Regions from separate parts of the Homo sapiens genome. Here region 2 is linked to region 1. A link is a loop called in an ENCODE intact Hi-C map of the cell type or tissue named here. Cell type or tissue: psoas muscle. All regions are shown on one strand. Each heading gives the region's core, and the rest is flanking DNA. Links, peaks and the distances in the headings are about the cores only.

Region 1 (5,382 bases), core at 111-5,110:
AAGTCATAATTCCTCAAAAAACATCTGCAATATTGTGACCTAACAGAAAATTCTAAGCAAATGTTAGTCATTGACAGTGAAATGTGTGAACACTTTATTCTGCAGCATTTTTTGTTTCATTGTGTTTAACCAATCATTCTAAGCCAGTAAAGTTCAAAGTGTTTTAAGATAACTAAAATCTCTGACTTGGGATGTTCTCTTTAGTATTTAAGATGAAAGGGAAGAAAAAAGTGATTTCAAATCAAACCTCCCTTAAGTGCCTATTTGACTAGTAACTGCTTAAATTCAGGGTGATTCACACATTTGGTTAATGAAGGACACCATGAAACCTAACATAGTTGAGACATATTCCTGGAATTTCTGAATCCACAATGATTACCACCTTTGTTTTAATAAAAGTGGTCAAGAAGAGACTGGACTGTAGATGAGACACTGAACTTTCACTAGAAAAACATAAATGCACTTATATGCCAAGCCCTCACACTGCTAAGCAAAGACCCCCTGAGTCAAGAACATCACAGAGTATGCGTCTCAAATCTTAACTATGCCAACATTTCACGGTTTGAAAAAAGTAAACTTTATACAGTGTCCTATATGTCACTGTTGCATAAACTAAAAGATAAAACACACAGCAATTCAATGATGATTGATGAAAACTTATAGGTTCGCTAAATTACACTCACCTGGAAACAATGCATTATAATGCAGATTCTTCTTTTTTCAAAGAAGGGTATCACATTCTCTAGAGAAAATACTGCCTTTCAGGGGTCAGTATTATAAATCCGCCAAGTGATCCCAGTTCAAAATTGAAATGTTTTGTCACCTAACATCAAAGCTTTAAAAATGTTTTTACACTTACCTTCATTTAAGAAAAAGGATAAATGACCCTCTTACAGTTACCATAAAATATTATTATAAAAAATATTTTCCCAATCTGATTTTAAACTCAAGGGTAGAGAATATGTCGTTTATCTCTTTTGTCGCACATAGTACCTAGCAAACGGTATTAACAATATGCTTGCTGAGTGTGCTTTAAATATTTGCTGGATAGGCCGCGTGTGGTGGCTCACGTCTGTAATGCCAGTACTCCTGAGGTCAGGAGTTCGAAGCCAGCCTGGCCAACATGGTGAAACCCCATCTCTACTAAAAATACAAAATTTAGCCAGGCATGGCAGCACACACCTATAATCCCAGCTACTCAGGAGGCTGAGGCAAGAGAATCACTTGAACCAGGGAGGCGGAGGTTGCAGTGAGCTGAGATTGTGCCACTGCGCTGCAGCCTGGGCAACAAAACCAAAACTCCATCTCAAAAAAAAAAAAAAAAAAAAAATTGCTGGATAAATAGATGAATGCCAACTAACACAGTTTCCAAAGGCAGACAGGACCTTTAAAACTATTTTAAGAGTATACTTTCTTTTTATAACTCACCTAGGAACAAAATTGTCACAAAGAAAAATCTGCATAAAGTGAACAAAAACATACTCCCCCCCTTTCCCAGCATGCTCTATTCTCATTATCCTGCTTTATTTTCTTCCAGAGCATTTACTACCATGTAACATACTTAATATTTATGCGTGATTATTGTCTACCTCCTCATCCCATTCCCAATTAGAGTGTAAGTTTAATGAAGGTAAAGATTTGCCTGTTTGTTTCAAGGTTATATCCTCAGTTCACAAAATGTGTGTCCTGGGATACATTAAACATTCAATGACTATTGAATCTATCTTCAGGATTCATTACCAGTGTTACTGTTTGTTCTAGCAGTATTTTTAGAGCTCTAGTTACACAGTGACAAATGAGGATGTTTTACAGATATGTACATATATGTGTACCCACACACATATATAGATACAAACAAAAATTATTTCATCTCTCATGAAATGTTGCTATCTCTAAGGTTTTTAAACAGAGCAGCTACCGGGAAAGGAACATGTTAGAGGAAGCAAATCATCACATCCAAGTCTAACTACAAAAAGGACCCAGAAAAGTACGTAATTACAAAAACTGGTTTGAAAACAAAACTTTCAACAACAATCAGTCATCCCTAAAGTTAAATCTCTCTGGAGCAGAAACTGATTCAGCATCGACTTACAAATTATCGCATTACTAACATCAGGTCTTGCAACAACTGAATTTATCTTAGGGAGGCTTCTAACTAAAGTCCATCCTACTCTGTAGGAAAAGTGGCTGAAATGATAGTCATCACATTTAATCTAATTAATTTCTAAATACTCATCTGCTTTGTTAGACTATAAATTCCTTGTCCAAAGGGGCAGCTATGTCTGTTGTGCTGTTTGTTTCCTTCAACTGGTAATTATTTCATTATTTGTTTAAATGTGTGGATTTTTTAAAATCTGTCTCTAATCGTGAGAGCAAAGAGACACACAGGGCTAAGCACAACAAATAAATATGTGTTGAACTGAATTCAACACAGAGATCAAGATGCCAATAAAATTAACCTTCAAACCACAACCTTATGACAAGGCAATTCAGTTATCATATTAAATATCCATACTAGGTACCTAATATGAAGGCAATTAAATAAGCCACAATTAATCTGTTAACATTCTGTATTCAAACCAATATTAAAGCTATGCATAACTAGTTATTGTAATTATATAAATGAAGGGCTATAAACATTAGGTGGCAGCAGCAGTACACTGTATTATAATCCTGAAGTTGATTTTTTTCATATATAGAAATCTGACCCAGAAATAGGGTTACACAGATAGCTTCATATATAAAATATACAAAACGAACTGAAAACACAGTAACAAAATATGCAAATACAATTATTCCTTTGTATCCAGATTTTTAAAATTATTATTTCTATAAATAAAATAATTGAGCAGTGCCAAAGTGTTGGCAGTTTTCTATAAATGTATTGAAATTTTTGCTTTATCCTAACTCTCTTGACAGTCTACATCCAGGTAGCCAGCTCTACCTTCAGAATGATATCTAGAACGTGAGCACTTCTCACCACCCTCACCACAGGGACTCTGGTGGAAGCCGTCCCCATCATCAACCTGGATCATGACAATAGCCTCCCGTGGGACCTCTGCTTCTGTGCTGGCTCTCCCCAACCCAGTGTCTTCTCCATGTGGTAGCTAGAGGAATCCCTTAAAATGGTTAAGTTAGCTCACTCATGAGCTAACTGGGTCTGCTCAGAACCCTTCAATGGCTTCTCAACTCTGAGAAAGGTTCCACTCTGGTCTTTAGCATCCTTCATAAATTGTCCCCCACACCCTACCCCAGCTTCACGCCCACTGCTCTTCCCCTTGCCCACACCACTTGAGCCATACTGGTCCTTCATCAGACCAATTATACTCTACCCGATGACCTTTGTATTTACTGTTCTCTCTCCCTGAAATGCTCTTCTGACAGATATCCATCCCCACACCTCTTTTAGGTCTCACCTCATATGCCACCCAATCAGACTTTCTCTGACTACCCTACTTAAAATAGCAACCATCCTCCTTCACTGCTTCATTTTTCTCCATGTCACTAATCAGCATCTGGTATATTTTATGTGTTTACTTCTTTACTATCTTCTCTACCAGAGCTAAAAATCCACAGGAACCAAGATTTTAGTCTGTTTTCTTCACTACTTTATTCTCAAAGCTTCAAACAGTGCCTGGTAAATAGTAGCACTCAAATACTTGTGAACAACTAATTTCTCTTATCAAGTAAGCATATAGCAATAGTCCTATAGCTGTTCCCTATCCAAGACAAAAGACATTAAAAGCCAGACTCAGTGGCTCACACCTGTAATCCTAGCATTCTGGGAGGCCGAAGCAGGTGGCTCACCTGAGGGCAGGAGTTCGAGACCAGCCTGGCCAACATAGTGAAACCCCATCTCTACTAAAAATACAAAAATTAGCCAGGCATAGTGGTGCACACCTGTAATCCCAGCTACTCAGGAGGCTGAGGCAGGAGAATCGCTTGAACCGGGGTGGCAGAGGTTGCAGCAGGCCGATATTGCGCCACAGCACTCCAGCCTGGACGACAAGAGTGAGGCCCAGTCTCCAAAAAATAAAAGTAAAAAAAAAAGTTCACTTTATTTACTACTAAGTTCAAGTATGCACAATTGATGTATGTGTGCATAAAAATAAAGTGACACTTTTACATTACACACAATTTAAAAGCAATGTTAAGTCAAATTTATTAAATTGACCATTATAATATGATGGAATTATACGTTTAAAATTTAAAACTATTCTTACAGTGTAGTTAATTATTAGAACTCCAAGCAACCAAGCTCTTGCTTATATTCAAATCAAACAGGTGAACTCAAAACTGACTTTTGTTTTATCTTATCTACTGACAAGTTTCGTGGGCTCAGGGTCTGCTGGCTTCAGAAAGAATTACAGGTTTGCTCTCGGCCAAATGACTCTATAATCGATGTTGACTGCTTAATTCTGAACTACATCAGTAGCTAACCACTGATGATGAAATGCCCAGATTTGGTTTATTTTCTTTACTGTTTACATACTGTAGAATAAACATTTGGGCAAGAAATACAGATACTAAAGGACCTCAAGAAATTTTCAAAATATAGTACACCTGCCAGGCACAGTGGCTCAGGCCTGTAATCCCAGCACTCAGGGAGGCCGAGGCAGGGCAGGGGTGAATCATTTGAGCCCAGGGGACACAGCAACACCTTGTCTCAAAAAAAAAAAAAAAAGAGGGAAAGTGAGAAAAAGAAAGAATGAATGAATGATTACCAGAGCCACAGAAATTTAGCATGCTCCTGCTTCTTGAAAGTCTACTTAGATCCCAATTCATAATGGGTGTGTCCTGAAGTTTCAATTGTAAGTCAACGATTTGGAATCCAGAAAGTTGTTGTGCTACAGGAACAACATTAAGTACATTAGCTAGGTTCCCGGCTTGTCCACAGCAGCTGATATCACATTAATTTATACTTCCTCTCAGAGCTGACTCATTTCCGTTATTCTCTGGGACTCCCTTCTAAAATGTTTCCATCAAATTTTTCATTAAATGACTTTTGTGGCCTAACCGATATAAACAATGATCCTACTTGCTACATGTCACTATGAAAACAAACTGCAGCGCAAAGCAAGAAAGGAAGAATAATTGAGATTACTTATATCTCTAGAGAAGGATGGACCTCACTAGGTTGTTCATATTCATAGACAGGATATTAAAGTTACAGATCCTAAACCATGAAAAATGAATATACAAAAACTATTTCCAAGAAGAAAATCACAGCAACTTGTACCTTAAAGGTTATGGATTGGCTAAAAGAGACCACACACTGGTTCACCTCCTTTAAATCCCCAATTATTTCACCAATACTACAGAACTTAATAGAAGCCAGGTGATTACCCAGAGCCACAGAACAGGCACACAGGCAGTTTCTCT
Region 2 (5,382 bases), core at 275-5,274, 54 kb after region 1:
GGCTTTTGCCTTTGTACAACCAGTGCCCTGGATCCACATCTCCCTTTCTATGAACAGACCCCATCCCTTATGTAGCCAAGCATTCTCTTGCCTCCCAAATGTCATGGCATGTATGTCAACATTTGAAAACTGCCAACATAGTTGGGGAAATTTAACTGTCTAATATCTGTTAGTTATATTTGTTTTGAAGAAAAATGTAACACAATTTCTAATTGCTTAATCTAAGAGAGTAAACACAGGAGAAAATAAATATGAATATAAATGCAAAAACAAAGCTAATAAGAAATGAAACTTAAAATCTCATTTAAACACATTTAATGAGAGAAATAAAATCTCAGTTAACAATATATACTTTATTAGTATAAAGGTTTTATTCTCTGTAACATCATAGGACTTATTCTAGGGATGCAGTGCATCCTTAAGTCACATTAGACATACCGGAAACATAAATATGTCAAAGTCTTTATACCAACCTACTCAGGAAGCTGGACAGTTCAAGACTCTTCCATTTCCAGGACAATAACAAGAACAATTTAAGGAATAATTAAAAAAACAACCCTGACCCTTATTTCTAATATTCCAATAATCCCAGCACTTTGGGAGGCCAAAGCAGGAAGACTGCTTTAGTTCAGCAGTTCAAGACCAGCCTGGGCAAGACAGGCAGACCCTGTCTCTACAAAAAATTTACAAATCAGGCAGGCATGGGCCGGGCGCCATGGCTCATGCCTGTAATCCCAGCACTTTGGAAGGCTGAGGCGGGCAGATCACCAGGTCAGGAAATCAAGACCATCCTGGCTAACACGGTGAAACCGCGTCTCTATTAAAAATACAAAAACTTACGCATGGTGGCACGTGCCTGTAGTCCCAGCTACTCAGGGGGCTGACAGAGGAAAATCGCCTGAACTGGGGAGGCGGAGGTTCGCAGTGAGCCGAGATCATGCCACTGCACTCCAGCCTGGGCAACAGAGCAAGACGCCTTCTCAAAAAGAAACAACAACAACAAAAAAAACAAAAATTAGGCAGGCATGGTAGCTCACTCCTGTAGTCACAGCTGCTTGGGAGGCTGAAGTGGGAGGATGGCTTGAGCCCAGGAGTTTGCAACTGCAGTGAGCTACGATCATGCCACTGCACTACAGCTTGGACAACAAAGCAAAATCCTGTCTTTAATAATTTTAAGTTTTTAACCTGAAGCTTATTTATTTTAGAAATAATCAAAAATATTTTTCAATGTAATAGAAGTACTATATTGTCCATGCTTTGTCTTAGGAACAAAACATCTAAACTTTAAACTCAAGCACAAATATCAACTGAGAATAGGTCTACATATTAACTTACTGTTTTAGAAGTACTTGAAATGTGAGTCATCTAATTATTTTTCGGTATTTCCAAAAAAATTCTCAAGTAGTTTATCTAAATGCATTGTCAAATCTGGTCAAGATGAAGATTTAGTGTAAAGTAGAAATCTCTCAGAAAAAAAAAACTCCTAATAATCACTAATACCTCGCTATTTTTGTTTAAAAAAAAAGGTAAGAATTTCTAATTACTAATAATCAGAGTCCCCAAAATCAAAGGAAAAAGCACAAAGAAATGAAAACCACATATCTGCTTCTCTAGAGAAAGGAAATCATCATGGGAATAGTAGGAGTCACAATCAAGAATCACATCCAGTCCAAAGAATGTAACTCACAAGTAAACCGATCACTGTACATCAGTCTCCTAAGAAATACCTTTATGAATGAACTCAATGAGAAGCTAGTCAAAGATTAAAGCTGATCAAAGTAGTTAGCAAAAAGACATTAACAAAGTTCAATTTCACTATTAAAAAGCTCCAATTAACTTTCCAGCCTTTCAGCAATTTACAAAACTTTACCAGAACCTAAATAAGTTTACTCAATCAGAATATTTCCTATCTCCAATTTTTAAAGATGTAGATGTAAATGACAAAAGAAGAGAAGATGACGGAAGGGTATTTAAAAAAACAAAAAACAAAAAAATAACCCTGTCTATACCCACACCCCTACTTCTTTTTTTCTTTTGAGACAGAGTTTCGCTCTTTTTGTCCAACCTGGAGTGCAATGGTGCAACCTCGGCTCGTCGCAACCTCCACCTCCTGGGTTTAAGCGATTCTCCTGCCTCAGCCTCCTGAGTAGCTGGGATTACAGACTTGCACCACCACGCCCAGCTAATTTTGTATTTTTAGTAGAGACAGGGTTTCTCCATGTTGGTCAGGCTGGTCTCAAACTCCCGACCTCAGGTGAGCCACCCACCTCCGCCTCCCAAAGTGCTGGGATTACAGGCATGAGCCACCACTCCCAGCCACCCCTACTTCTTTTTAAGTACAGGGTATTTCCTAATCATAGTAAAAATCATTCAGGACTACTTCATCTACAAATCCTCAATCCATCTGATCAAATTCACCTTAACCACATTCAAAAGCATCACGAAAATATTAAGCCCACAATGCTAAATAAACTTTGGCTGAACTGCATAAAGAGAAATATTTATATGTTCTAGAGAATATGAAAAGATTCACAAGATTGTTTAAAAAATCAAAAGCTTGTTAAAAATAAAATATGACTGAAATATAATAAGCTAGAAATAATTTTTTTAATTTACTGGAACTTCCAATCAAGATGGCATCATAAATTGCTTTGAAAACCCACCCTGTTTCAAATACAAAGCAACAACAGGCAAAATCCTGGAGAAGACATTTTAAAGACCTACCTAACTAAAAAAGACCAGCATCACCATGAAACAGAAATATGTAACAGAGAGTGGGCAGAAGGTATAGGGCTGCTAGGCTCTGGTTTCAGAAGGAACCAGTGAAGGCCTAGGTTTCAGATCCTATAGAAACAGGAATAAAAGTGGCCCACCTAAGATAAGGGACTGAGGCCGAAATTGGGCTGAAAACAAACTGCTACTAACAGCTGCCTGGGGGTAAGTAAGCTGTGTGGACTTTCAGGAAGTATGTCTTCTCAGAAACTGAGTGCCTAGGAAAGTGAGAATACTAGGGCTTCAGCCACACTATCCCACTGCCTGGCCAACTGGAACAAAGATGCAGGTGTATCTACCATCAGTGGGAGACAAGTGCCCTCTGCTGCCAATCTAAGACCTTGGTGGGGGTGGGGGCAACAGGGAGAAGCAGTTAAGAATACGTGCAAAACCACTAGAAGGGACTGTGGGGAGTGGGGGGACTTCCCAGTCAAAGCTGTACCATGACATAAAGAAAACGAATAAAAACACAGCAACTGAAATACAAAATCCCTTCAAACAAAATAGAAACAGAAAAGCCTGAAAATAGTATGCTTAAAATTTTTTTCTTTTTTTGAGATAGAGTCTGGCTCTGTCACCCAGGCTAGGGTAGCACAATCTCGGCTCACTGCAACCTCCGCCTCCCAGGTTCAAAGCGATTCTCCTGCCTCAGCTTCCCAAGTAGCTGAGATTACAGGTGTGCGCTACCACACCAGCTAATTTTTGTATTTTCAGTAGAGACAGGATTTTGCCATGTTGGCCAGGCTGGTCTTGAACTCCTGACCTCAAGCGATCCACCCACCTCAGCCTCCCAAAGTGCTGGGATTACAGGCGTGAGCCACTCTTTTACTCTTTATAAAAGAGTAAAATTTCTTTTATAAAGGGAAAAAAAATCACAACAAGCAGAAGTGAAACAAGGCTAGGTGGAAATGAAAAAGAATTTAAAAGCTAAAGAATGAATATTTTAACTCAAAGTAAGTTTTAAATAATTTTAAAATAAGCAATGGAAATGAAAAACTGAGTAAGAGATAAAATGTAAACAGTAAAAATTGAAAAGGAGTTAATAAACTAGAGAATAATAATGAAGAATTTAACTAGAAAGTTGCAGAGGCAAAGAAGTTTTAAAGATATATTATGGAGGCCAGAAAACAAGGTTCAATGATATATTTAACAGCAGTTTCAGAACAAGCAAAGAGGCAATGAGAAAAGAAAAAATTACACTGAATCATATATTATCCAGATCAACAACATAACAAAGAAAATTATAACCTAATGGATAATCTAACTTTCAAGTAGCAAGAAAAAAAATTACTGGTTGAACTCATCTAGCTTAATTTTTAAATTATATTTTTTACTGTTGACCTCACTTTAGAGGGCCAAATTGTGTACAGAATACATGCTACCCAAGAACACCACAGAGGTCCTCTGGGTGTTTCCACAGAGCAAAATTGAAAACAGGGCCAATAAGTAAGGTGCAATTAACAAAAAAAAAAAAAGTCTGACTGGCCCAGTCTTCGGCTTCGGCTGCAACTTAATAGTCCTTTAAATTCAGTTTCTAACACCCAGAGAAATGACACATGAGATAAGAGTGCTTTCTTTCCAAAACGGTGGCAATAAAACTTGTGATTGGGGTAGAAGAGTACTAGAATAGTAGATTACAGAATTGAGTAACAGGATTTCTTGTTAACTAAAACCAAATATACAATCAAAAAGCAAACCTACTGCCATCAACACAATTTATTCAATCAGAAGTATCTTTTAACCTTTCTCTCCAAATTTAAAATAAATAGAAAAGTAATAATGCTGATAATTTAGGCTGCATTTATATTATAAAATTTTAACTCTCTTTTTGGTGGTCCAGCTGTGTCTACATAGCTTAAGAATCTGATGGTTTTATCTAAACTAGTTAAGACATACAGCTGGTTAAAGTTTTGTGTATTTTAGGGGCACTATCAGATTAATAAAAGTGCATTAATTTTAGCATTAGACAGACATGTCTTCAAAATTTGAAGGCATTTATATCTAGTTATATACTTAGTAATTCTTTTTGATGGGAATACATATCAATGGGAATCTTTCAAAGATATATAGTAGTTTGAACAGTAACCATATTAAGTCTGAAAACACAAACAATAAGACAGAACATCAGTTCAGTGTCTCTCTCTCAAGACAAAGCATACTCTTTGCTGGTGATAAACAGCACACTCACTTTACTTTAGTCTAAGCCTCCACCCACATAATCCTTAAAATTATATTAAGCTCCGGTGGATGAAAATACAGCAGCAGTCCTGCAGCCTAACTGCAAAGATGAAACCGTGTACTCGGCTGAAGGGCTGGTCTCCCTAACTAGCACGGTTCAGTCAGCATCTATCTGACAGCACAAGATACACAGCACACGCTTTCTTTAGTTATCTGTACATGTCAGTAGGACTCTGGCCCACTGCCATAAGGAACTCTATCTCTGTTCTCTGCTTTATCTCGTTGTCCATTCTTCAGTCATTTAGCACAACCACTACTTTATTTTCATCAGTAAGATGTTCTTCTGGGACACAAATGGGAGCTCCAACTGCTTCAAAAGCAGTTACTTGGCCAGGCGTGGTGGCTCACCCCTGTAATCCCAGCATTTTGGGA

What was found. Peaks named below come from ENCODE experiments on the same cell type or tissue, not always from the same donor. Only the 100,000 strongest peaks of a DNase experiment are listed, where the experiment ranks them.
Region 2: it touches region 1 in a loop (1.8-fold over the local background); 9 of 110 quality-filtered maps call a loop at or near these places.

Annotation. Positions count from the first base shown.
Region 1 is chr12:116,138,663-116,144,044 of GRCh38, forward strand. The region is part of intron 2 of MED13L (mediator complex subunit 13L); the gene reads right to left. Among named protein-coding and RNA genes, the nearest start is that of MIR620, 7.3 kb to the right of the region's middle. RefSeq lists an enhancer at 3,752-3,896 and a cis regulatory region at 3,824. In psoas muscle, for the core only: a CTCF peak has its summit at 2,615 (motif pointing right); no DNase peak of the experiment used is centred there; H3K4me3 peaks cover 295 bases; H3K27ac peaks cover 1,440 bases.
Region 2 is chr12:116,192,147-116,197,528 of GRCh38, forward strand. The region is part of intron 2 of MED13L (mediator complex subunit 13L); the gene reads right to left. Among named protein-coding and RNA genes, the nearest start is that of MIR620, 46 kb to the left of the region's middle. RefSeq lists an enhancer at 5,038-5,332 and a silencer at 5,038-5,332. In psoas muscle, for the core only: no CTCF peak of the experiment used is centred there; no DNase peak of the experiment used is centred there.